Regions from separate parts of the Mus musculus genome. Here regions 1, 3, 4 and 5 are each linked to region 2. A link is a loop called in an ENCODE intact Hi-C map of the cell type or tissue named here. Cell type or tissue: left cerebral cortex. All regions are shown on one strand.

Region 1 (5,000 bases), 380 kb after region 2:
AACCAGCAGAAAAAAAAATTCTCACTCCTACCATCAGCTAGCTAGCTAGCGCTCTCTCTCTCTCTCTCTCTCTCTCTCTCTCTCTCTCTCTCTCGCCTTCTGGTCACATGGTTTGTAAACCCCAGAAAACCCATTAACTCTGCACCCACTGCCATTTATAACCTCTGTGAACTAGCTGCAAGGTGACTGTTCTACTTTTTTTTTTTTTTTTTCTGTTGCTGTGACAAAAAAACATTCTGATGAAAAGCAACTTAGGGCAAGGAAAGATGCATCTGACTCACGCTTACAGGTCCCAGCCCATCATTAAGAGAAGCCAGCACAGAAACTCAAGCAGCAGCTTGAGACAGACACCACAGAGGGACAGACACTCCTTGCTGATTGGCTCCTTTGTACTTAGCTCTCTTTCCTGTACAGCCTGAACCACCTGTCTAGGGATGGTTCCGCCCACAGTGGTCTGGCCCTTCCTACGCCAGTCAATCAAGACAATCTTTACAGACAGTCTATGGGTCAGCCTGATCTAGGCAGTCCCTCCACTGCAGCTTTCCTCTCAGGTGACTTCAGAGGCTAACCAGGAGAGGGACCAAGCTGTGCCTGTATTTACTTCAGAGGCATTTAGACTGTGGCTTTTCACTCCAGCATCTGTCCAACTTCTATCAAGTAGCTCCTGGGACCTGGTACTGGGTTTAGAGACCTGTGATCCAACACTGGCTAGAAATGCTCAGAACAAATCTGTTGGCTGACTGATGCCTCAGAGAATAAGACTCCCGTTTGGTAAAAATGCCCACCAAGGTTGGCATACCTGGCGGTTGCCAGGTAACTGTGGGGTGGAGTTTAGACAGAATGCTAACAAAGGCTGCTGTGTAAGCGTGAAGACAAGAGTTTGATCCCCCAAGCCCATGAAATAAAATACAAAAGCTGAGCATGTAACATGTACTTGTGACTCCAGAGACAAAGACAGGCAGATCCTTGGGGCTCACTGCCAGGCAGCCTGGCCTTATTGGTAAGCCCCAGGTTCCCAAGAGACACACTCCAAAAAAACCAAGGTGGACCACTCCTGAGTTTGTGTTTTGTATTCTGGGAATGAGCAGAAGCGCATGGGAGCTGGCCAGGCTTGCAGAACCAGGACCGTAGCTCCTATTGCAACATTCCTAGGGAGCAGAAGCAGGTTACTGCTAAAATTGGATCAGGCTCAGCACAGTCCTGATGGATAAGCTGACCCAGCTTCAACCTTCTGAGGAGGCATAGGCTCAGCTGGGGGTGGGGGGCGGGACACTAGAAAAGAGTAACAAAGCTCTTTGTCAACAACAGCACCTCCACCCCCCAGACATACCCATTTTCCTAGGAAATCTGTCCTCCAAGCTTCTGTCTCCAATGGAGAGGAAATAGGGGTTTCAAGAGCAATTTACCTGATACTCCCTGTTTTAAAACACATGACCAACTTAAAGCCCAGAGAACCACATAGCAAACCTGTCAGTTTCAGGGTTTCCATCTCCCCATGTGTGAACTGGCAATAGTAAGCAAATCCACTTAATGGGGGATCTGGGCTTATTTAAAGAGTGCATGAAACGGCCTTGGGAGAATGCCTGGCAGGAGAGAGTGAAACACACGTTTGGGATTCATACCCTCCTTCCAGGCTTGCCTCCTCAAGAGGGGACCGAGAAAATCTGACAGACCATGCGACAGTGTCCTTCCTATTCTGCATATGGAACAAAGCAAATAGGGGTTGCTTCTCTAAAATTAACCCCTTTCTATCTTTGAGCTAGAGAAACTAGACCTAACAGTTGTAGCAGGGGACAAGAAGGGAAGGAGGGCGCGGGGGACTCTTCACTTCAAGAACAAATGGCCTTCTTTAAACAAAAGGTGGGCTGAGGGGGGCAGCAAGGGATTTGCCTCTCTTATGAAGCCAGGCTAATTACTTTTCTGTAGGTTTTTCAATTAAATAAGCTCAGGGCCAAGGACACCTCGCCATATGTAGGAGACTGCCCTCTGCTGTGGGTTTTCATTACTGCAGGAAGTTTGGGTGTTTGGATTTTTCAGGTCCAGGAATTAATTCTAGGACTGTTGCCAGGAGAGGATGCTGGCCTATTCAACTCTGCCCTCTGCCCTCCAAAGAGAAAAAAGAACCCCCCAGTGTTTGCAATCAAAGGAAGAAATGTTTGGGGAGCATCCCAGACCAGAGGATGTTGTTAAGAACAAAACTACTCACACCCCTAATGACTCAGCCTTAAGGCCAGGGAAAGGCTCTCATGAACAAAGGCAGGGCAACTGTGGAACCATCCCTAAGGCTCATGCACACAGCAAGCTGTTACTCAATACCAGGTGGTGACCTGGAGGAATCGGCAAAAGGAAGCTCAAGTGATCAGAGTAGACTCACGATACACATCCCCTGTCCCTGGAGGGAAGTCTGGGGAAGGCCTGACAGGCAGGGAGAAAATTCATGACTCTGGCTTGTTGTGTATGGAAGATGGGGCACACACAGCACAGCATTGTGTGGCGATCAGAGGACAGGTCTGTAGAGTAAGTTCTTGCCTGTGCCTACATGGATTCCAGTGGCCCAACTCAGGTTTCCAAGCTTGTATAGCAAGCACCTTTCCTGCTCAGCCATCTTCCCTTGCCACGCTGTTTATTTCTTCTAACTGATTTTCTGTAATATTGTCATTTTCACTGGCGATTATTACAGATGTTCTACGGATATTCCCACATTTGTGAATAGCACGGATAGCCTACAGTTGCACTGAAACTTGGAGCTGCCAACATATCAGTTCCAACTTCTGCTGGGAGGAGCCTAAGCTGGTGAAATAAACCTTACCTCTACAGCTTAATAACTTTCTTTTACTTGGGGATGAGGGTTTCAGGACAGGGTTTCTCTGTGTAGTCCTGTCTATCCTGGGACTCTCTCTTTCTCTGTAGACCAGGCTGGCTTTGAACTCAAGAGATCTGCCTGCCTCTGCCTCCCATGTGTGGCACCATGCCTGGCTAACAAATTAATAATTTTAAAACTTGTGCAAGGCACAACTTTATGAGCCTGTTTTCTCATCTATAAAATGGGATTCCCACTTACCTTAGGGGGTTGTAGAGACTGGAACTCATATCGATATCAGTTAGCTCTGGAAGATAGTCATATTAGCCTGTGCTGACCTGTGGCTTGGAGTCCAGTCTAAAAGGATTTTACATGAAGGTAGGAAGCTGAATATTCTACGAGCTTTGCTTGAGGAATGGGGATGCCTCGTGAGGCAGAGACAGGGGCTCAAGTTTCACCTGGCTCTGTTATATCACGGCTCTGTTAGGCAAGCCCTTTCACCTCCCGGGCCTTCATCCTCCATGAAATAGTAATTATAAAACAACACCCACAAACAACAACAACAAAACACTCTTAGAGAATAGTAGTAGGCAAAACATTTTTCTAAGACACGCAAATAGAACACATAACCACAGTGATAAATATATTCAAGGGGCACTCCTGTCTAATGGTGTGTAACAAAGAGAAGGTGAACTAACAGTACTTAATTATGGATCCTCAGTCATAAACACTGATATTCTATAGGTTAGAAAAATATATGAGTTCCAATGGGATCCATTTATTGAGAACTAACAATCAAAATGAGATTTCAATTTAAAGGGGTTTTTTAAGAGAACGGGAAGCTTACTATCCTATTATCCCTACTATTATGATTGATGCTGCTCTTAGTCTAGAGAGGCCATGTTCATGAAGTCATAGCCTAAGATCTGAGAGAGTGAATGCAAGATTCAAAAGTATCCTCAAATTATGTTAGGACAGGACGGGTAAACAGAGGCAGAAGAAATCTAGCTTCCAGAGAGAGAACACAGCTCAAAAAGAAAAAAAAAAAGTTAAAAAAAACCCCAAAACAACAAAAAACCCTACTCTCTAAAAATGAAGAGCACAGTCTAACTGAAGTTATTAAATGGCTTATAATCAAGCCTGACTTCATTCCTGTACCGAAATGTATTAAACATACGGGTCAGCTTTCAAAAGAATGGCCCCGTTTGCTTTATTATTCTTGCATAGCTCTGGGCTGTTACTGCAGGCTCTCCAACTGGGCATCAGCAGAGGTGGGATTCCAATAATCTCTACAGCACAGTCCTGGAATCTGTATGCAGGAACAGCTCCAGGATGTCACAATTAGTTCCATGTGTGAGAAAATGTGAGATATAATACATTTATGCATTGCCCTGAAAGATGTCTTGTTTTCTTTCCTATTGTTATGTAGTTTTAAAGAGAACCTTTATATCCCTGCTGTGGGACTCAGATTCCCAAGGATAAATGAAAGGGTTAGAAACAAAATATGTAGATAAAAATGTGTCTATCAGGACTCTGGTCATGAATAGCCCTAAATCAGAGGATACATCTGAATATGGATATAGGAAACTTTTGAAAGGAAATCAGTTAACATTCATTTAACACATACCATCTTTTCTTACTTAACTGTTATTTGGTCAGGCTAAGGGAAATAGCAGAAAGGAAACAATCAACTGTTAGAAAAACATCTTCTATTACAGGAAAGTTGGGTAAGGCCTCTTTGTTGACATGGACTCAAGCTCAAGAAATTAAGTACCAGTCATAGCATCTAATAACAGCTTTTAGCCAGTGTTAGGATGTATGCTTAAGCCTCCATATGCAGTTAGCTTTCCGTGTCTGAGAGTTCTATGCTTGAGATACGTAGTTCACAAGGTTACTATAGAGACTAAATAATGATGACTACCACAGTCTATGGTTGATATTCACAGGCTGCTGTTTCAAAGACCATGTGGATTGAAAATTCTGAGGAGATGGCAGTCCTTTCTGTAAATTAGCATAGCATTTGCATTTAACCTGTACAGGTGCTCCCGGATACTTTCAAGCATGTCCCACTACAGCTTCAGCGCTAGATGTGCTGCAGGCTAGCTAACCATATGGCCCAACGCAATATTGTAAAATTAACATTATGGTTAATTTTTTAATGATTTTTATGATTTTATTTTGCATCTTAATTATGCAGTTC
Region 2 (5,000 bases):
TAATTCTAACGCTAACTCTAAATTTTCCAAACCTAATCATAACCCTAACTTTAAACCTAACTCCATTTTGAGCCATAATTTTAATCTTAACTCTATCACAAACACCTGATAAACTGATCCCCAAGAGCCCCATCCTAACTCTAATCCTAAACCTAAGACTATCTTAATGCTAAAGCTAGCCCTAACTTAACTCCTAGCCCTAGCCCTCACCCTGCCTGACCCTAACACTGCCATAGCCCTCACACGAACCCTATTCCTAATACTGAACACACCCCTAGCCTTAAAGTGAACTGCAATTCCAATCCTTACCACAGTCAACTATAACCATCAATCTAACCCAGCCCTAACTGTAGACTTGTGTGAACCTAAACCCTGACCCTATTCCTAACAGATTTTATGATCGAGTGGCAATTAATTTGAAGTTCAAAGATTTTGAGATCAAGGCCACATGCTCATTGTTAGGCAGGGCCATCGGACCCAAAGCTCCTGTGCACAGGAAGTGGGAGGGGAAAGAGGTCCACTAGCAGAATGAAACCTCATCGACTTTGCTTTGCTCCTAGGGTTTGAGATGGGGCCAAGGACCAAATGTATGCTAGATAATAAATGCTCTGTCTGTGAGCTACACCCAAGAGCTTTGTGTGAGCATTTTCTAGTGAGCCATTTACCTTAGGGGAAGACGTTCAGCATTCCATTTTTAAAACACAGGTAGAGGAAGAGGGTGGACTGAATATGCTTGGCCCAAGGGAACTGGCACTACTGGGAGATGTGGCCTTGTGGGAATAGGTGTGGCCTTGTTGGAGGAAGTGTGTCATTGTATAGGCAGGCTTTGAGGTCCTATGCCCAGGCTCTACCTAGTGCAGAAGAGACCCTCCTCTCGGCTGCATGCGGAAGACAGTCTCCTTGCCTGCTTTCAGAACAAGATGCAGAACTCTCAGCTCCTTCTACCGCACTGTGTCTGTCTGCTTCCTGCCAGGATGATAATGGACTGAACCTCTGAAACTGTATGCCAGCCCCAGTTAAATGTTGTCTTTTACAAGAGTTGCCTTGGTCATAGTTAGTGTTTCTTCATAGCAATGAAACCCAAATGGAGACACTGGCATTACTAATTTCTTACTGTACTGACCTGTGAATGGGAACACAAGGATCCCGGGCTGTGTGATGTAACTTGTTTATAGCACTGAACGAATGGAGAACCCAAATGCCCTCAAATGAGGTGATGGTAAACTGGCATAACTCCAAGTGGAATGCTGTAGAGCAGTGTTTCTCAACCTGTGGGTCACGACCCTTTGGAGCCAAATGACACTTTCACAGGGGTTGCATATCAGATAAACTGCATATCAGATATTTATACTACGATTCATAACAGTGTCAGAATTACAGTTATGAAGTTAGCAATGAAAATAACTATGGTTGGGGGTCACCACAACATGAGGAGCTGTATTAAAGAGTTTCACATTAGGAAGGTTGAGAACGCTGCTGTAGAGGCATCGATGAGCCAAAGCAAGGGCCATATCCCCTGATGCGCCCATCCTGCCACCTCATTGGTACAGATTTGAGTATTTACTACACCCCAAAGACTATTCTAGGCTACGAGATGGGAGAAAGGTCAAATGCCAACATCCCTGAAGAATCTCTGTAAAACATGTGAATGAGTATAGTATAACTATGCAGATAAGCCCTTTGGATTGCACACAGAGGGGAATACCCAGGGACAGCAGAAAGCCAGTATAGCAAGGCTTGTTGTAGTCAATAAAGAGCATAGAAGGACAGTGTGGCCTGAGTGGAGGAGGAATGAGTAAAGCTGGATGAGACAGGTCCTGTGGTGCTTTATGGCTCACATGGCATGTACACATGGTCCATATGGTAGGCACTGTCCTTCACCACAGACTCCATCACTCGCTGCCATGAGCTTCCCATATAGGGTATGCAAACTGGCTCACACAGGGAGACACCAGCCTTGGCATCTTCAATAAAATGGGACTCTAATTTTATATGTTGCTCACGGGAGGACAAATGAACAGGTGAGTGAGAGAGAGAAGGTGGAATCTGGGCACAGCCATATCCTGAACTAAGCTGTAAAAGTGAGATTCTCAAGTGAGCCAGCAGAGGGCACGATTGGACTTTGGAACAAGCCTGGGCTGAAGTAGAAAGCAACCTGATATTTGTCCTCTGAAATTGAAAAATACCCCTTTTCCTAAGATGAGGAAAACAGGGAGATGGGTTGGGATGGTAGGAGCGAAGATTGCCTCACATGCATCAATGCTCTTAGACCTCTGCTATGTGCATCTAGCTAGCATCTAAGTGCTGACAGGGAAGCAGGCTGACCCATTCTCAGTGGGAACAAGGAGTAGATGTAGTCAGAGCTGAGAGGTAAGGGTGGAGATCTTCAGGGACACCTGCATGCTTAGAAACGGGCCAAGAGTCTACAGCCAGAACACCCTGAACCGTGTCTGACTTTAGAAGATAAGCAGAATCAGGCCTTGGATGGGAGAAAGTGGGAAGGGGAAGTCACACAAATGCAGAAGAGAGCTGCCACTGAGGAAGTCCCACCCAACACAGAACAGCTGAATGGGGGAAGATGGTGTAGGGTGACCACAGGTCAATGAGGGAAGTAACAGAGCCTTCAACGTGGACAAGACTGAGATCAATAGCCCAGATGGGGCAGGCATATTGACACTTCCAGGGTCAGGGAAGATCGGTTTATGAAGGTAAGTGTTGGGATTTTTTTCCCCCAGGGAGTAGAATAATAAGGTTGATGCATAGCATGCCAAGAGTCTGAGCTTCGAGACAAAGAGCCTCACTGCATTTTGGCATTCAGAAGGGTCTAGAGCCACACAGAGAGAAGACACTCAGGCTGGGCATGGGGTGTCGAAGGACTGCTGCAGAGTCTAGGTGCTGGGAACTCCACATGGTGGAGAAGGGTGGACAGCAAAGATTAGAAATGGTGCTAAAAAACAAAAGTCCCATGGGTGTCCACTGTGATAGGGGGCGAGGGATGGGGCTCATCTGAGGTAGCACTGTCAAGTGCAAGTGGATGGCTAAGGAGCAGGTTAGGGTGCTGGATAAAAAGTGAGTAAAAAAAGGTATTAGGAGTGGATGGATAGGGTTTAACTGACAACCATGATCTTCACTGAAGGCTGTCCAGACTTATTACAGCACCCAAGGAAGTCTACAGGCTGAGGAATATAATTTGACCCAGCAAAGACTCTCTGTTAGAAGTTCCCTTCAAAGAGAAGAGGAACATGGAACCCCTGCACGGAGCAAGCAGTGGTGCCTGAGATGGGTGTCCTTCAACGTACTCTTGACTTCTCTCCCATTGAGGTGGAACACACAGAAGTGGCTAGCTGGACATATTAGAGTTTGCTAGTTAAACAAGACATCCAGATTGCTGTAGTGGTCCTGAAGGTTAGTTTGGTTAGCAGGGAACAAGAAGCTGGGGAAGTATAGAAAGAAACTGGTCAATGATGGTTGCCTTAATCATAGTCCTACGATGGGCGCCCAACCCACAGCCAAGAGTCTGACTCAGGTGTCACTCGATGAACTGATGAGGGCCTAAATCAAGGGTAGACTTTTCTGTGAGGAGACATGGGTTAGTGATGGGGATACCCTAAAAGGCAAGAATGGGGACAGAGATAGAGTGAGGAATCCGCTAAAGAGTCAGGCACCCCCATATTTTGAGAAGCTCCTTGGACAACAGAACTTTAGAAGTCATGAGAGTGAATGGCCTGTTTCTTTCTTTTGATTTACAGCCTGTGAACAACTCAAGTGTTTCCCAGGTCTCATGCCCAGCAGGTCTGATCATAAATGTGCATATTCATAAAGACTGAACCCAGAGGCAGGGGAGGCTCTTCTTATCCCCCCTGGTATGGTGCTTGCAGCTCACAGCACATGGCACTGTAAGGCCCTTTCTGACCCTTGACCAGCAACAGGTCAGTATCTGTTCTGAGTAGGACACCATAGAATAGGATTTGGATTCAAACATCTGGATCTATATCCCATGAGTCTAATCATGATGCCTTGTTTCCTGTTATCACACATTAACCACACACCCCTCCATAACAAACTTCCATCACTCCCCACCCCACCCCCGTGTTGTACTACCAATTCTCCTCCTCCTCTGTGTGTGTGTGTTTTTTTGTTTGTTTGTTTGTTTGTTTTTTGGTTTTGTTTTTTTTTTTTTTTTGAGACAGGGTCTCTCTATGTAGCCCAGGCTGTCCTAGAACTTGCTCTGTAGACCAGGCTGGTCTTGAACTCAGATCTGCCTGCCTCTGCCTCCCAAGTGCTGGGATTAAAGGTATGCATCATTACCACTGGCTTATATTTACTTCTGAAGAAATCTTCACTACTTCTTCTGAATTGTTGGCTTTCTTTCTTTTTTTTTTTAACAGAAAATTACATCCTATTCTGCCTTTTATTGTTGTTGTTAATACTCTTTGCTAATATCTTGAAATGACTATTTCTGTGACTTTTAATAGAAACTTAATTTAAATTGTGTTCAAGCTGTCTTTTAAAACTTAATCACTCAAGTTACAAAAACTGAGAACATCTATCACTCTCCCTACCCCCACCCTGCCTCACACCATCCTCAAGGCAATTGTGCCAGGTCATGTAGTCTCTTTCTAGATTCCTCTGGTGTGTTCCCCACGTGCCTCCTAAATCTTTGTTTTCATTTTAGTAGAAGCTGGAACACTCCTTACTCTAGCCAGAGCTTTTGAAAAACTACTTAATGGGTCTCAAGACCTCCATCCATCCCATTAAACTACCACTCTGGGGGTCTTGGATGGGGATGATCATCTGGGGGTACCACTGAGTTCATTTTGTGGGCTAGACAAAGAATTATACATCTTAGAAACAAGACTCATGCAGGGAAATAAAAGCCAATGGGAAGCTGGAGTGACAGGTGAAGAGGGAGTCACAGATGCTGACTGTGAAGGTGGCTACCATCCAAGAGTGGAGGTGACAGTCAGAGATCAAAGTGACTGCAGATGCTGAGAACAAAG
Region 3 (5,000 bases), 140 kb after region 2:
TCCAACTATTACCAACGGCTAGCTACTAGGGAGTTATATGGACACTAGTTAGTCCCTTGCTTTACATACCTGGTAGGGCAGATTCCTCTTGTTCTTTCCAGGAGCCCCTACCCCAGGGCCTAAGTAAGACAACTTGAGTAACAGAGAGTGAGAAACTTAAGGTGTGAGAGATGGATGCTCAGGATGGTAGTGTACAAGGGGATCAGCAGACATCAAGCCAACTTACAGAGCATGAAGCAGCTATTACATATCTCTTACATATCCCAAAGCACGTGCTGAGACACAGCCAAGTTAACATCATTAGGAGAGGCTACGGAGAGGGGGCTTGGCTGGGGCGAGGGCCTGCATTGCTGAATGAGAGGGGACTGGGTACATAAACCCATTTACTCTTAAATAGCTTCTTCCTTTCAGGCATGCTTTTTAGCTCTCTTCTAGCATCTCTTCATATAATCTTGATTGAACAGCTCTACTCTTCAAGACCAGAGTATACAAAGCAGAAATGACAGATGACTCATGCTTACAGCTAGGGTTAGAATACAGTTATGTTCTGAGGGTCTTGGAGGAGAAGGAGGAGGAGTGGGCTTATAAAGATGCTCTCTGTTCATCATGGTATTGGTCATGAGGTCATGGCACGTGTCTAGCAGGATGGCTCACGTAGATGGATGGGCTCTACAGACAATGACTGGGGACTAAAAATGGTGCCTCCAAGCACTTCTCCCAGTGCAGATCTTGTATGATTTAGTATGATCCATAGAATGAGGGCACAGACTTGAGGAATGGTTTCTAGTAAGTTGTGTATGTGATACTACAACACAGAAGGCAACAACCCTCTCTTCCATGATTATGAAAGAACGACTAAAGTATCCACACACATAATCATATATAGTCTCAAGGACTCATTTCAAGGATAATGACCCATTGCCCCCTCACTGGTCAAGCAGTTTTGTGATTCATGACCAGATTTGTTCAGTTATTTCCTGTGAAATCTCAAAATGGAGTTCTAAAGACTACCCTACTCCTCTCAGATAGTCTCCAGCTTTCTCTCAACAAGCAGCGAGACTCTCACCCAGAGCTTGAGTTAGAAGATGCTGCACAGAAACTGGGAAGATTGAGAGAAGGGTAGGCAATGGTGGGCTTCCCTGGAAAGCAGGAATGGGAGGGAGGAGGGGTGAGGTTAGCCGCCTAGGCCCGTGACATGCCTTTCCTCTACCACACCCTAAGCTTGCTACAGCAGAGTAGGCAAAAGGTACATCTAGATCCTTCAACTCAGTGATGTCTTAAAGAGATGGCATGGGGTTTCTTAGACCCTCAAACTCAGACTAAGGTTAGGTGCCACCTCTCATATGGTCCCTTTAAAGGTCATCCATGCTGGGATGGTCCTGAATGAGAAACTGACTCATGGTCCAGATAACTAACTCTATTTTCAAAGGATGAAGCCATCACTCTGTGTGGTCCTTCCAATTGTTTATATGGCTCTCCATGAACTCTGCCTCGATCTGCCACGCCTGCCCTTTATGCCTCTGGATCCAGCCACAGGCCAGCTCACTGTTTCTTGTGCACAGGAGTTATCCTCCTGCCTTAAGGCAAGGTCTGCATGCTTCTTCCTCTGTACATCTCTGCATGCCTTTGCTCAAGAAACCACCTTCTCAGTGTGGTCTTTTTTGACCGTCTTGCTCACGGCTGCAGCCACCCTGCCTTCCTAGCCCTTCCTGCCCCCTTCCCTGCTGCAGTTTTCCTATTTTACTGATTTGGTTTTTGTCTGATGTCTTCCCCTGGTGCATACCTCTTTCATGAGGAAAACTAAGCTTTCATGTCTTATGCTCACTGCTGTATCTTCAAGGCCTAAAAGCAGGCTGAGCAGATAACAGGCATTTGATGCAGTCACTGTAGAATGAACCTCTTCCCTGTCCCGGTCCATCCTCACCTGTTCACAAATAGCTCCTGTCATGGTGACGGGGAAAGGCCTGACATTGCCTCGGCCCAGGTTCTCACGTTTCCTCTGGTTGCTGAACAGCTTCAGTTCCCTCTTCTCTTCCTCGTCCAGGGAGTTGCAATACCGAACCTGAACACATAGAGGGCGACAGCACAGAGGAGGCGTCATTGCTCCAGGGAAGTACTGGCATCCCCACCCAGGGCTCACAGAGACTCTGCTACTTGGTTTGATACTTGCTGAACGTTACCAAGTCCGCGCTTGGAGCTAACCAAGGTGAGCCAGCACCAAGAAGGGTGATAAGCAAATGGGCTTTCTAAAGGCTGTGAACTCTGGAGTTCATGCTTCAGGCAGGCTAGGTGTTTGAGAACTGCTCCTCACCCTTCACACTCTTCCCACATGCAGATCTAAGTCACCAAGAGTGGCTCAGAGACGACAACTTCTGGGAACATTCTACTTTCCAAGCTGTAAGGAGCAGAAGGTTTCCTGTGTCTACGGGAACGGCCCCCACAAAGAGGAATGGCTGCAACCTGGCTGTAGGCATGCACACATATATCATCTGGCCTCCGTCTCCCTTTGGGATGCAAGAATAGGTGGACTTTCGCCTGGATTTCTACTAGTGTGACAAATATGAGAGAGATTTCTTTCTTCTTTTTAAACCACAGAGTGTCAAAGAATTAAGGGAGGGTCAGTGAGGGTATACGTATCCAGAATCTGTCATTCTGTGCCACTGTTTATGCCCTTTGGTGATTGTGTCATAATCCTGAGCTATTGTTTATTGATGCTACTTTTAACTATGACTCACTTTTAGATGCATTTATTTAAAAGGAAGGTAGATTGCAGCTACACACAGGAAAATCAGTCACCCACAAAGATGGGTGACTCTGAGCCACTCTAAAAGCATAGAACAAAACCAGTTTCCCCCAGGTGACCACTGCATCTTCAGCAGATGTTAAAACTGATGTGCTTGCTTAAAATGGGAGAACAGAATGGGCTGCAGGGGCACTAGGATGCCTGCTAGGACCAGGCCGAGCGCTTCTCCTTATCCGATTATGGCAACACAAAGAGGAAATGTGATTTAAAAGGAAATAAAACTTTCATTACAGATTCAATGTCATATACTGCCATGTTCAACTCCTACCCCAAGTCATGCTTATACCTTCCTTTGGGATATGTGATCCTAAAGCTCTTCATGGTTTCTTCTGGAGTAATCTATATATTAGAAATGTTGGCTGAATTGCGCAGATAATCTTTCATAAAGACAATGACAGGAAGAGCTTTCGATGAGAGGACTGTTGTGTGCTAATCTGAAAGTCAGAACAGCTATGTCTGTTCAAATCGTGTTGTCTACATGAAAAGAGAACCATTAAGTCTTTGCTTCAGAGTCGATCTCTGTCTTCAGAAGCGGCCATGCCACCATGCCAAATGAATCAATCCTGTCTACTGGCTTTCATCGATCACATTGTACCAACATGGAGTCGTGATCCAAGTGATGTCTATTTAATGAAAGTACTTTTAAGTATAAACAGAATGAACCACTACAAGCATGGGACAGATCATTGTCTTCTCTCAAGTGATAGTTAAAAAAAAAAGTCTTCAGAGGAATGTTCCAGAAACCTAACAGCCCAGAAAACATGGTTTCACCAATGACATTTTATGGGCTTGCTTTAAAAACAGGCACACCCCTCCTGCTTGTAAAAACTTGCATTTTCACCTCCAGATTAGTTAACTGGGCATCCGGTTACAATGTTTGCTTTCATCTTTAAAGGAGCCAACTTTTGTGTATGTTTTATGAACTATGAAATAAGCAGCAGGAGAGAGAGAGAGATGCAGCTTTCTAGGGAGTCGCCTGAGTTTTTGAGATGTTGTCTCACTTATTCAGATTCATATATTTATTTCTGCAGTGAGGAGGATTAAGCCCAGGGCTTTGCACATGCTAGGCAAGGGCTGTGCTATGATCTACAGTCTCAGTTCCTCAGTAGTAGCGGCTCAGACTGTCTCTTTTGGGGCCAGCAAGATGGCTCAGTGGGTGGAGGTGCTTGCTGCGAAGCATAATGTTCTGAACCTGAGTTTGATCCTTCCACATGGTGGAAGGAGAGAGCCAATTCCCACAGATTGTTCTCTGACCTTCACATACATGCTGTATTATGTGTGTTTTACACACACACACACACCATAAAAATACAAAAACAAATTACTCCCTTTTATGTAAAAATGTCACCTGGGACTCAGGCCATGTATGTGATGAGTTGGTAGAAACTGGTATCCAGATCTCTACAGGGGTAATTTTTTTCTTTCAGTTTAAAATTAATTATACTTTTGTTTTAAATATAGAGCTAACTAGTGCAAATCTGTAAGATTCTTGATTCTTGAAACCAGATACCTACAAATTAATTTCTAGCTTAGAAGCCTGACTTCCTCCCACACAATCTTTTAAAAGCTTGCTTACAGACTTCTTCCTGAGGATCAATGTCATTTCAATAATAAGTGACGCTGGCCAGGCACGGTAGGTTGTCTGTAGCCAGCTCTCAGAGAGGGGAGATCTGAGAGGTCACTGAGCTGCTGACAGCATTCTGAGTTATCCTGAGAAAAGTGAAAGCCAGCCTCAAAAAAAAAAAAATCAAACTAATCAAACTCAAATAAATACATGCCTGCTTACAGAGCTGTGTTTCTGGGACTAGAAAAAGGGAATGCCCATAATACTTCCAAGACAAAGATGGGTGACTCTAACAAGGTTGACTTTGCCTTGATAAAAATCCTAGTGAGAGCTGCCATTCTAGACCTGTTACTTCAGCTGCCCTTGACATGGAGAGCCTGCTCATTCGCCTCTTAGGAAACAATCCTGAGAATCTGAGAGACTCACAGTGTTTCTTCTGGGCATGAAGTGGTCCTTAGTCATCTTCCCAACTCCCACAAGCGGCTGGCAGGACACAGTCAAGTCAGAGAGCACTGGCCTGGGCTCTCAAATGTTAGTGCTTCCTGTTTCCTGAACTAGTCAGTCGTGCCAGGCTTGGAGTCTAACCCAGTCCAGGATGAGACTGGTTTTGGGGAGGGGGGTAGGAGGTGGGGT
Region 4 (5,000 bases), 190 kb after region 2:
TTTGCCAGAGTTCTTATATAAGCCATTTCTTGGGCTATAGTTCATAGGCCCATCAGTTTATTGAGTAACAACATCACAGAGAGACTCAGGGAAGAAAGATATCAGTGGCCACCACACACAAAAGAAAGCCATTGTCTAAATGCCATTCAGAATCCTATCTGAGACAGAGCATTCGACTCTGCGTACTTGATGACAGCAGTAAACAGAGAGCACAGGCTTAGAGGATGTCAGAATGAAGAGTCTGGCCTCAAGACAGAAAAGTGAGTGGGTAAGAAAGAGCCTCTCTCACTCCTGGGGCACTTGGGTTTAGAAACCAGAGGTTGTCACTCTCTGTGTCACCTCTGCTAAGCTGTTTTCCCTCTTAGCAGTTCAGTATTTTAGATGAACAAGTCTTAAATCTACTGCCCCCTACTGTTCACTGTTTGAGATTGAATGAGAACTAATAAAGTCATGGTCACCAGGAGGAGATCAAGGCCAATATCCAGGACAGGGCAGAGGCTACAGTCACAGCATCTCAACATTTGGAGGGATTTATTTCCAGGGTTCCTATGACAAAAGCCAAATTTCACAGAGATGTCAAGCGATTCTCCCAAGATCACATACGCTTTCAGAAGGCAATGGAGGCAGGCTACTATCAAAGCATTATACATTATACTAATATTACGTCCCAGGACAAGTATACTTTTTTTCATGTTTATACTAAAGATCACATCAACCAGGAGGTACAAACTGTCAGTTCTGAGTTTCGGGAAAACGGATGATATAGCAGACATCTCTCTGGATCTGTTGATTCCTACCCTACTCCACCACCATGTTTTTGTGATGACAGGGACCAACCAAATACCTGCTAGGCAAGTGCTCTGTCACTGACCAAATCACTAGCTCTAATTTTTTTTTAAGTATCAATTTTTTTATTAGATTTTTTAAATTTGCATTTCAAACGTTATCCCCTTTCCTAGTTTCCCCTCCGAAAACCTCTTCCCCCTCCCCCTGTTCCCCAACCCACCCACTACCATTCCTGGTCCTGGCATTCTCCTATACTGGGCACTAGCTCTAATTTAATAATTGTCTTATAAAAGCTGACATTGGGGTTATATTTCTGGAAGGAAGAAAAGGAAGAAGAAAGGGAAGAAGAAAGAGACAGGCTCTGAGAGGGCAGGGAGAAACAGGCCAACTATGTGTGGCTGCATCAAAACACTGGGAAAGAGGTATCAGGGCAATGGATGAATGGAGACACACACACACACACACACACACACACACACACACACACACACTGGGGGGGGGGGGGGAAGGAGAGGCCTAAACAGGCAAGCAGACCTATTATTTTCTGTTTTCCCATAGCTCAGAGGCAGAAACCACCCAGATGGTGGCACCAGTTCCACCCTGGAACTTCTGAGGAGTCATTCTGCAGGTGAAACACAGATCAGAGGCCCAGCCTGGGCAGAGAAGAGACCAAGCATCAGTGCAGGAAAGAAAGAAGGTAGAAGACCTGCCTTTCACTGGCACAGCCGGAGAAGATCAGAGACCCTAAAGGGTCTTGGTTCTAATGCAGACCCCATAGGTCCCTCAGAGTGACCCATCCAGCTTCCCAGACAGGGGACCTTTTTGAGGGGGCCTAGTCCAACTAGCACTGGCTGATTTTCCTTAAACCATCTTTTAGGTGCACACAGCACAGCAGTCCTAGTTGATATACTTCATTATATCAGCTCCATCAGGAGGAATGGAAGAGCTTGGCTTCAGCAGTGACTAGGACCACATCTTTTCTGCAGCCTTACCTCACAAGAGTAAACACCTTTTCAGTGGTTTGATTTGTTTTCGGCAACAGTCGTTATGATAATCATGCCAGTGAAGGAACAATACTAACAGCTAGCATTTGCTGGGCACTTACAGTGTGGCTGACACAGATCTGGGGGCTTTTTATGTGTCACCTCACTAAAGCCTACCCACAGATCTCATGCCTCTTCTCCTTATTTCACAGAAATGGGTACTCCAAGAGATACCCAAGTCTCTCAAGCTCTCAGGGTCCAAGCCCTGCATAAGCATCATCTCATATTCTATTTCCTGAGTTCTTTTCCCTCCCCTTCCACTTCTATAGAGCATTGTCTTTCCTGTATTGTTAACTCTCCCCATTACACCCCAACCCACACACATTGCATGGGGGGGGGAATCTTTACAAAAATAACTGTACTGTTCAAATGCTCTCTTTTGCTGATTGCTCTGTAACATTTTAAAGAACACAATGTCTGTTGGAGCCAGTGTGTTTAAATTCTCACATTAGAAAAGTCCCGGGGGGAACGAGCATTTGGTGAAAGGAAAAAACCCCAATTTTCAGAACGTGGTGATTTTTATTGAAGTTGTAACTTACTCTTGAGCTCCACCTTGCTCATCTGTGGAAATCATCAGCTGTCTCCTAAGGGGCAGGATAAGAGCAGCCAATGTGGCCTCTAGCAAGAAAACAAGGCTGTTTCCTATATGGAAGCCTGACTGAGATAGGTTAAAACTGCCTTCAGGAAGACATAGAAAGCAAAGCAAAGTACACTGCAGGCCTCTGATATGTGGTACTCGCGTCCCTATATTCAAGGCATACTAAAGCCCTCCCTTACCCACGATTCCACACATGGTCACAGTGGAAGTAGACCTCTATCATTGGGGGGAGCAATCTATAAGTCTAGGTAATTCTCCACCCACTCTGGAGGATGTTGACACACCTGGCACATATGTTTCTAGTCCTATACATCTGGCATATGTATTTCGAGATCACAGCACAGTACCAGACCACACAGTAAACAACAGGGAGATTAAAAATCAGAACTTTATCCCCAAACCTCCATGGCAGATCAAGAGTGCTATGGTTGGTCCTGGGGAAATCAAAAGCTAGTGAGAGGAACTAACTGTGAAGACAGGCTAGTAAGGAACAAACACAGTCATGTGCTACAGCAGGTTATGCAGTCAAGATTCGGGAGCTCCGTCACCGTTTTGGAGCCAAAAGCACTAGCTAAAATTAAACCTCAATAATTTGAGAGCCTTTTTTTTTTTTCTTTTTGAATCTGGAAGAGTTAGTGAAGTGTGTGTCCCTCAGCATCTCTGATGTTTCAGATATGTGCTGAAATGGGCGCAACGGTACATGAGTCAATGCTACCAATATTTGCTTTTCAACACCCCCTCCCACTGTTGTTGCTATTAAGAAAGGGTCACTGTTAGAGAAATACTGTTTCTTAAGCACTAAGATTTGAGGATGCCTATTGTATATCTGCGCCATATCACTTTGCATTTGAACTTTCTAGTAAGCAAAGGAAAGACAGAAGTGCCAAACCACCAAAGCCACCTCCTGGCCTTAGAGATAATAGCTTCCTCAGTCCAGAGACTACTAAACACATTCCTGCTTGCTTTGGGAATTAACAAAATTTCTTACCCACCTCGTAGAGGATGAGCCGTGAAGCTTTAGAGGAAGCCGCCACCGAGTCTTGATCTGGTCAGTTGCCCCAGTTCACTTTCCCCCTGGAGCTGGTATCAGAAAATGCAAGCAGGACTCCAGGCAGCCCAAACATCTCCTTTACTGAGTCTCTGCAAATCTGAGCCCTTCCGGAGGCAGGCAGCAGGCTCAAACCCAAACCCGACTGCTTTTGCATTCCCTCCGAGAGACCGCCCTCCCTGGAAGTGGACCCAGCTGGAGATCCACACAAGCCGGAGAGTGCGACTTGTGCCCTTGTTCTAGGCCTGCCTGGGTCCTGGAATTGTGTTCTCAAGAACCGTCTCCTCTAAACTCGCCGACTTCACGATTATCTGAAGGAAGTCACAGACCCCAATCTCTGCGTCATCAGCTGATCCTGAGCCAGACCTGGGAGACCAGTCAGCTGCTCACAAAGCCCGGGCCACTGAACCAGGAAATGTGCAGCTCATCCAAAAAATAATAATAACTGTCACGGAGCGCCTGGCAGAGCTGGAGAAGTCGCTGTTCGCAGTTCCAATGCCTGCATCCTCCGCATGCTAATGAGGCTGTGATGTCAGCAAGTCAGTCACAGCATCTGGACGTCCCAGTCTGGCCGCCCAGGGTTGAGATTTATTTACATGTAAATTAGCCTCGCCTACCAAATCAATAATCCCTAAACCAAAGTGTGTGTGTGTGTGTGTGTGTGTGGGGGGGTACCTTTGCTAATGCAAAGGCTCAGCTCTGTAGCTTCCAAAAAATCACATCTCAGAGAGGCTTGAAAGACACAAGGCTGTTCGCCCCCACCTTAAAAAAAAAAAAAAAAAAAAAAAAAAAAAGCAACATACCAGAGATCTTAGCTGGGCACAGTTATAGTTTGGGTGCCTGGTTCAGATCAGAAACTGTACCAGCCCTACAGCCAGAACTAGATCAATCTCTCTCCCTCCTCCCTCCCTTCTCCCCTCTCCTTCCTCTCTCTCTGTCTGTCTCTCTCCCCCTCACTCCGTTTCTCCTCCCTCTTTCTCTCCTTCTCTTCTCTTTCTCTCTCCCTCCCTCCTTCCCTCTCACCCTTCCCACTCTTTCCTCTCTCTCTTGCTGTGCTCTCTCTATCTCTTCAAATGCTGTACTGTCCCCCCCCCCCTTCAATGTTCATTTCATGGTGTCAGCTGTTAGCTGCTCCGGATCAAGTCGCCTTTGGGATGATCTGAACCCCAGAATAAAATGCGTTCAGTTTTCCCTACTAGCTTGGGTTGTATGACTCCTTAACTCTAATTTCAAGTGAGCACAGGAGACAACATTGTCACAAACCTGGCAGGAGAGTCGGAGGACCCTGGGGCACTTAGACAGCATTGTCCCCTTGGCTTCTATTTCAGAGGTCAGAAAACAGGCAGAGTGCAGACAGGCTTTTTCCCATGTCCCCCTGGGATTTCAGCAAGTGTAGGCCAGGACTTCCACTGCTGGGCCTTAGAGGGAACATTTTTAAATACCTTGAGCTCTCTATCCTCCTGCACCACAAGAAACCGTTCAATTAACCAGAAGCAAAGAAGGAAAAACAAAACAAAACAAAACT
Region 5 (5,000 bases), 460 kb after region 2:
AGAATATGAGGGTAGGACCTTTCTCCCTTCTCTTGAGACAAGGTTGAAGGGCAAGAGAGGGGAGGCAGGGGACGAGGATGCGGGATGATCCTGTTGTTAACAAGCAATGATGTAACATGAAAACCCAGCCCGCCACCAGGTTGTTTTAAGGAGCCAGTTAAGCCTGGCAGAAGGTTCCTGTGTCCTTCAGAGCCTCAAACTGTGTCTCAGTGCTCTATGGCTGTGAAAAGACACTGTGATCATGGCAACTCTTACAAAGGAACACATTTAACTGAGGCTGACTTACAAGTTTAGAGGTTTACTTCATTATTGTCATGGCAAGAAGCATGGTGGCATGTGGGCAGACATGGTACAGAAGAGGTAGCTTCGCGTTCTACACCCAGATCAGCAGGCAGCAGGAAGAGAGAGACACTGAGCCTGGCTTGAGCATTTGAAACCTCAAAGTCCACCCCAAATGACACACTTCCTCCAACGAAACCACACCCCCTCCAACAAGGCCACACCTCCTAATAGTGCCACTCCCTATGAGCCTAATGGGACCATTTTCATTCAAACCACCACAGACTCTGATGCTTATCTCACTGACAGTGAGATATGAACACATAACAATTCTAGGGAACAAAAGCCACAACAATCTGGGGATGCTGAGAACATTAAAGTGAGGGGACTTCTTACTTGTCAGGCTGTAGATGTCTTTGCTTCTAGTACAAGGTGGAGTCAGAGAGGCAAGGTGCCCTTTATTTTTATCTGAACCCTATGTAGCCCGAAGGAACCTTAGTGGCACAATTGGCAAAGCACTGTGTCCAGAAAAAGAGTCTTAAAAGGCAGAAGGACATTTGGGCAGATGGTTCTCTACCTTTCTGCAACGAGGGAGAGCAAAGCAACTGAAAGAAACCCAAACCCGGGGAAGCAAAATCAGCTCCTTTGCTTGAGCTGTTCACCATCAGCCATCAATCTTTCTCCAATTACTGTGATCAGGGCTACATGAGGTCAGTATCCAGGGCACCCACAGAGAATGCAAGTCCTGGGGAGGTGAGAAATGATATAGGGGCGTAACTGGCCACCCAGAGAAGAAGGACCTGGTGAGCCAGCGGCAAGAGTGTCTCTGGAAGACAGCAGCTATGTAGTAATTGGGCCAGGGTCAGATGAGGGGCAAGGTAGCAGCTCAGGGTATCTGTCTACAAGGAACGCGGCTCATGGTTTAGAATATTCTGGGAGTAATGTGCCTGCTAATTCAGGTTTCCTTATACAACTGGAGGCAAACTGAGCCTGAGAATGTCAGAGGACTGCCCCTCAGGGAGACATGAATAACAATGTCCCCAATGCAAACTGACCTTTGCAGGGTAGCCTGCCAGTGGACTCTAGATCGCACCAATGGCCACCAATTAAAGGCAAAGTCCAAATACCTATAGAGACAGCTCTGAAACTGAGATTGACACAGGAATACTGTTTGAGGGGGCCAATTATTTTATTATTCACACTTGGAACCTTTAGGAATTTTCTGTGACACCGTCTGTCTATAAAATTGTAAGAGTAAATGGAAGTGTGAGAGGCTTCAAACGGTAGGCTTTCTTTAGGCAGCAAATAGGTGAAGGGGAATTTGTATGGAACACACACACACACACACACACACACACACACACACTGTGGCTTTGTTCTGCCTTACAAATACAAGGTGAAGAAATGTTTAAAGAATTCTGCTTGAGGCAGTGTGTGTGTGTGTGGTGGTAGTGGGGCTGGGAGCAAATAAGACTGCCCATCACATCTAGTCCCCTCCATGTGCTGAGCTCTGCTGGGCAGGAGTTGGGGTGGGGGGCATCCCTTAGGAAAGTCTAGCCCCGCCCTCAATTCACAAAACCTGCTGAGCACAAAACCTAACAATACTTATAGATTTTTCCTTTCTCTTATGTTTCTTCCTTTCAAACTCAAATGCACCAAAACCTTGTTGTAAACCAGACTATAAATGGTGAGCACAGTCTATTTTAATTTAAGCCCAAGGGGTCCCCGGGGATATGTAGATTTTTGAACTTAGATAGATACGTTACAGAGCTGCATTGCTAACAGCATGGCCAGTAGCCAAACATGCTTATTTAGATTTAAGTTCATTGTAACTGAAAATTTAAATTCAGTTCTTCAATTTCACAACCTAGGTACCAAGCACTCTTAAAGTCACCCGTGGCCAGGATTTGTCTAGTGTACAGCACACAGCGAGCGAACACTCTATGCTATGGATGGTGCTTATAGAAAACACACTGTTAGGGTCCACAAATGGTATCTGCTTACTGTGAAAACATTTAGCTGTGGAAACTTCAGAGAAGCTAAATAACTCACTCACTATCACACAGCAAATGTGTGATGTAAAGCCAGACTCCACAGCCTTTCCTTATATAAGCTGGTGATGCTACCTTCCACAGCCATCTCCCCAAGAGAAAGAAAACACTACCATGGGCAAGGAGCTACTTGGGGAGCCGGCATTTGTTGCTGACACGCATTTAGAGTCAGATAGGCTGGAGCACAATTCCATTTGTGTGTCTGCCTGGGTGACCCAGGCCGTGAGTGTCATTCTAACTCCGAGTGTGTGTAACTCGGGGGCACCTAATGAGGATTAAACGAGAAAACACCAGATGCACTTGCGCAGAATCTAACGCGCAGAAGCTGCCCAGTAAAGTGCACGTGATTCTGATTTCCCTGCGAATTCTTTTCTACCTGGTAAACCCCAAAGTGCCAGACTTGCCTTGCGCCTGGCAAAGCACATTTCTGAGTCTTGCTCGCCCCCTGATGGTCATTTCCCCCACTTTGGTCCTTTGGTAGCACAGAGGAGCTGTGAAAGAGCCAGGTGGAGGAAGGGAGACTGGGACCTTGAAACCTCAGGAGAAACTTAAATATTCTAACCTCCTTACAGACGCCACAGCCTTTACTGCCAGGCAGAGGAAGGAGGTGAACTGGTTTGGTCTCTATTTTCTGTATGGTCTAATGGCCGTGGTCCCAAGGTGTCTAGGGGCTGGCTTACCCACAAACGTGAGATAGCATTACTTAATCTCCCACCTGATGCTGATCGCAAGTTCCACTTCCTGCCCACATCAGCATAAAAGGCACGTTGAATTTTCCACCAAAATAGGTTTACAGTGGTCCATGCACTTCCTGTTGTCGGATACCATCTTAGTACAAGCTTCCATCCCTGTTCCCCATGCTGGGGCGTTGCCTACTTCCCTGGCCTGTTGTCTTCAGAAGGCAGTAGAGCAATGGTTCCACATCTGTAGCCCTTCGATCACCCTAGGAATTGTCCAAGAACTAACGGAGCTAATCCTCAACTAAAGATGTCTTGAAGATGCCAGGCAGAAGGAAGAGTCCCAGTATTCATGGTTCCTTAAGATTCTAGATGGTTCATCTGTCCAGATGGCTAGATAATCGCTCAACTTCTAGACCAGACTAGAAGCTCTGGAAGCCCCACAGACCACTGAGGCTCACCTGTAGTTTCTGATTTAGTGATCATGAGAATTCCCATTCCTCACAAACCCCCAAGTGCTGCTGTTGGCCTGAAGACCGCACTACAAACCTGCAGTGGTAGCTGAACCTGTGGCTCGGTGGTATAGCACCTGCCTAGGACACACAAAGCCCTGGGTCCTATCCCCAATACCACAGTAAATAAAAATAAAAAACAAAACCTTAAAAATTCACATCTTGTGCCTCATGGTCTACCAGGCAGTATATTGCCCAGCTGGTCTTGTAGTTTTTCACTTCCTCTGCTCCAGCCCCACCCTTGTCTCCTGCCTGCCATTGTCCACCTAGAGATTTTGACACCAGCTACTCTCTTGGCCAGATGAATCCATCTATAGCTTTGCCGACTGGGTACCCATTGGCTTGTGAGACTCATAAGAGGCCACATCCTTTGGAATGCCTTCCCTGACTGCCCTATTCAATATGTGCCTCCCCTTTCTCTGTCCTAATATTCTTTTCCTCACCAGCCTTATTTCTTTTACTGAAATTATTTTACAAATCTGTTCACATAGAACACATTTTCCAGTTCCTAGATTTCTAGGCTTCTGAGTGCAGAGGCTTCATCTTGAAAACCCCATGGGTGCTCAAAAAATGACTGCAGGAGGAAAGGGTTAGCAGAGACCCTGACCAGAAAGTGTGACATTTAGACACGAGGGCTTATTACTGTGCTGTCATCTTTTATATTGTGTCCACAGGAGGACATGGAAAGGGAGGTGATGGTATATCTTCAACAGAGATCAAGGAAAGGAAAGAAACTTGGCTGAGGCCACACTCCAAGAGAGGCAGGATTGGTCATGGACCCTAGCTAGCTGCTTCCACACTTGCCACCACACAGAGAAAGAAAGAAGAAAAACAAAAAGATGAGGACTCTTCCCGTGGAGATTTTAAACTCTACATTCTAAACCAAAACAGAAATGGCAAATAGAGCCAAAAACAACAACAACAACAACAACAACAACAACAACAACAACAAAACAACAACAACAACAACAACAACAACAAAACAACAACAACAACAACAACAAAAACACTTGCCTTTCTCTCCGGCTCTCTGGTTCTTCCAGAATCTAGAATCACCTCAGAAGAGATCGACGATTCAGTGACAGGTGGCTGAACACTTCACATCTTTAAAAAGCTCTCTCGGAGCCTTTAGAAGCACAGCACAGACAGGAAGTGGTGGAGGCAGAACCAGAACACTTCCTGCCCAGTCTGTACTGGAGTCATCGTACAGCATCAGCGCACAGTGCTCTTTCTCAGCAAGCTCCTGGCATCCACAGGGGGATTAATCTTGACCCTTCTGTAAAAACTAAAATCCAAGTGTGGAGTGTTTGCACATACTTTCTGTATATCCTCCCAGATATTTTGACTTATCTCTGGATCGCCCAGAGTACCCAGTTCAAAATCAGTGCTGTGCAAACAGCTCTTGCATTGTGCTCCTTAGAAGATGATGCCATTAATAGAAAGTGTAATGTTCAGCACTCATACAAACATAAGCCTAACTC

What was found. A loop is a pair of places that touch in the nucleus more often than their neighbours do. Peaks named below come from ENCODE experiments on the same cell type or tissue, not always from the same donor. Only the 100,000 strongest peaks of a DNase experiment are listed, where the experiment ranks them.
Region 1: a loop joins it to region 2, with 5 times the contacts of the local background. A loop is called at or near these places in 24 of 42 quality-filtered maps.
Region 3: it touches region 2 in a loop (2.6-fold over the local background); 8 of 42 quality-filtered maps call a loop at or near these places.
Region 4: it touches region 2 in a loop (6-fold over the local background); 11 of 42 quality-filtered maps call a loop at or near these places.
Region 5: a loop joins it to region 2, with 6 times the contacts of the local background. A loop is called at or near these places in 20 of 42 quality-filtered maps.

What each region holds. Positions count from the first base shown.
Region 1 is chr6:92,663,678-92,668,677 of GRCm38, forward strand. All of the region lies in intron 2 of Prickle2 (prickle planar cell polarity protein 2), which reads right to left. Among named protein-coding and RNA genes, the nearest start is that of Prickle2, 40 kb to the right of the region's middle. In left cerebral cortex, a CTCF peak has its summit at 1,992 (motif pointing left); DNase peaks (open chromatin) are centred at 388, 1,183, 1,545 and 2,001; H3K27ac peaks cover 2,183 bases.
Region 2 is chr6:92,284,584-92,289,583 of GRCm38, forward strand. Gm30688 (a long non-coding RNA gene) reads left to right here. Exons shown (of 5, transcript XR_001785327.2): 2 at 3,750-3,896. Among named protein-coding and RNA genes, the nearest start is that of Gm30688, 17 kb to the left of the region's middle. In left cerebral cortex, a CTCF peak has its summit at 2,111 (motif pointing right); a DNase peak (open chromatin) is centred at 2,108.
Region 3 is chr6:92,420,407-92,425,406 of GRCm38, forward strand. Prickle2 (prickle planar cell polarity protein 2) reads right to left here. Exons shown (of 9, transcript NM_001081146.2): 5 at 1,925-2,062. Gm38862 (a long non-coding RNA gene) reads left to right here. Exons shown (of 4, transcript XR_869273.2): 3 at 1,430-2,206; 4 at 2,336-4,280. Among named protein-coding and RNA genes, the nearest start is that of Gm38862, 18 kb to the left of the region's middle. In left cerebral cortex, a CTCF peak has its summit at 2,069; DNase peaks (open chromatin) are centred at 2,098, 2,368 and 4,782; H3K27ac peaks cover 1,336 bases.
Region 4 is chr6:92,477,406-92,482,405 of GRCm38, forward strand. The region is part of intron 2 of Prickle2 (prickle planar cell polarity protein 2); the gene reads right to left. Among named protein-coding and RNA genes, the nearest start is that of Gm38862, 75 kb to the left of the region's middle. In left cerebral cortex, CTCF peaks have their summits at 421 (motif pointing left) and 1,394 (motif pointing right); DNase peaks (open chromatin) are centred at 436, 1,390, 2,445, 2,982 and 2 more places; H3K4me3 peaks cover 4,272 bases; H3K27ac peaks cover 3,614 bases.
Region 5 is chr6:92,741,053-92,746,052 of GRCm38, forward strand. No RefSeq gene overlaps it. Among named protein-coding and RNA genes, the nearest start is that of Prickle2, 37 kb to the left of the region's middle. In left cerebral cortex, a CTCF peak has its summit at 2,784 (motif pointing left); a DNase peak (open chromatin) is centred at 2,755; H3K4me3 peaks cover 437 bases; H3K27ac peaks cover 353 bases.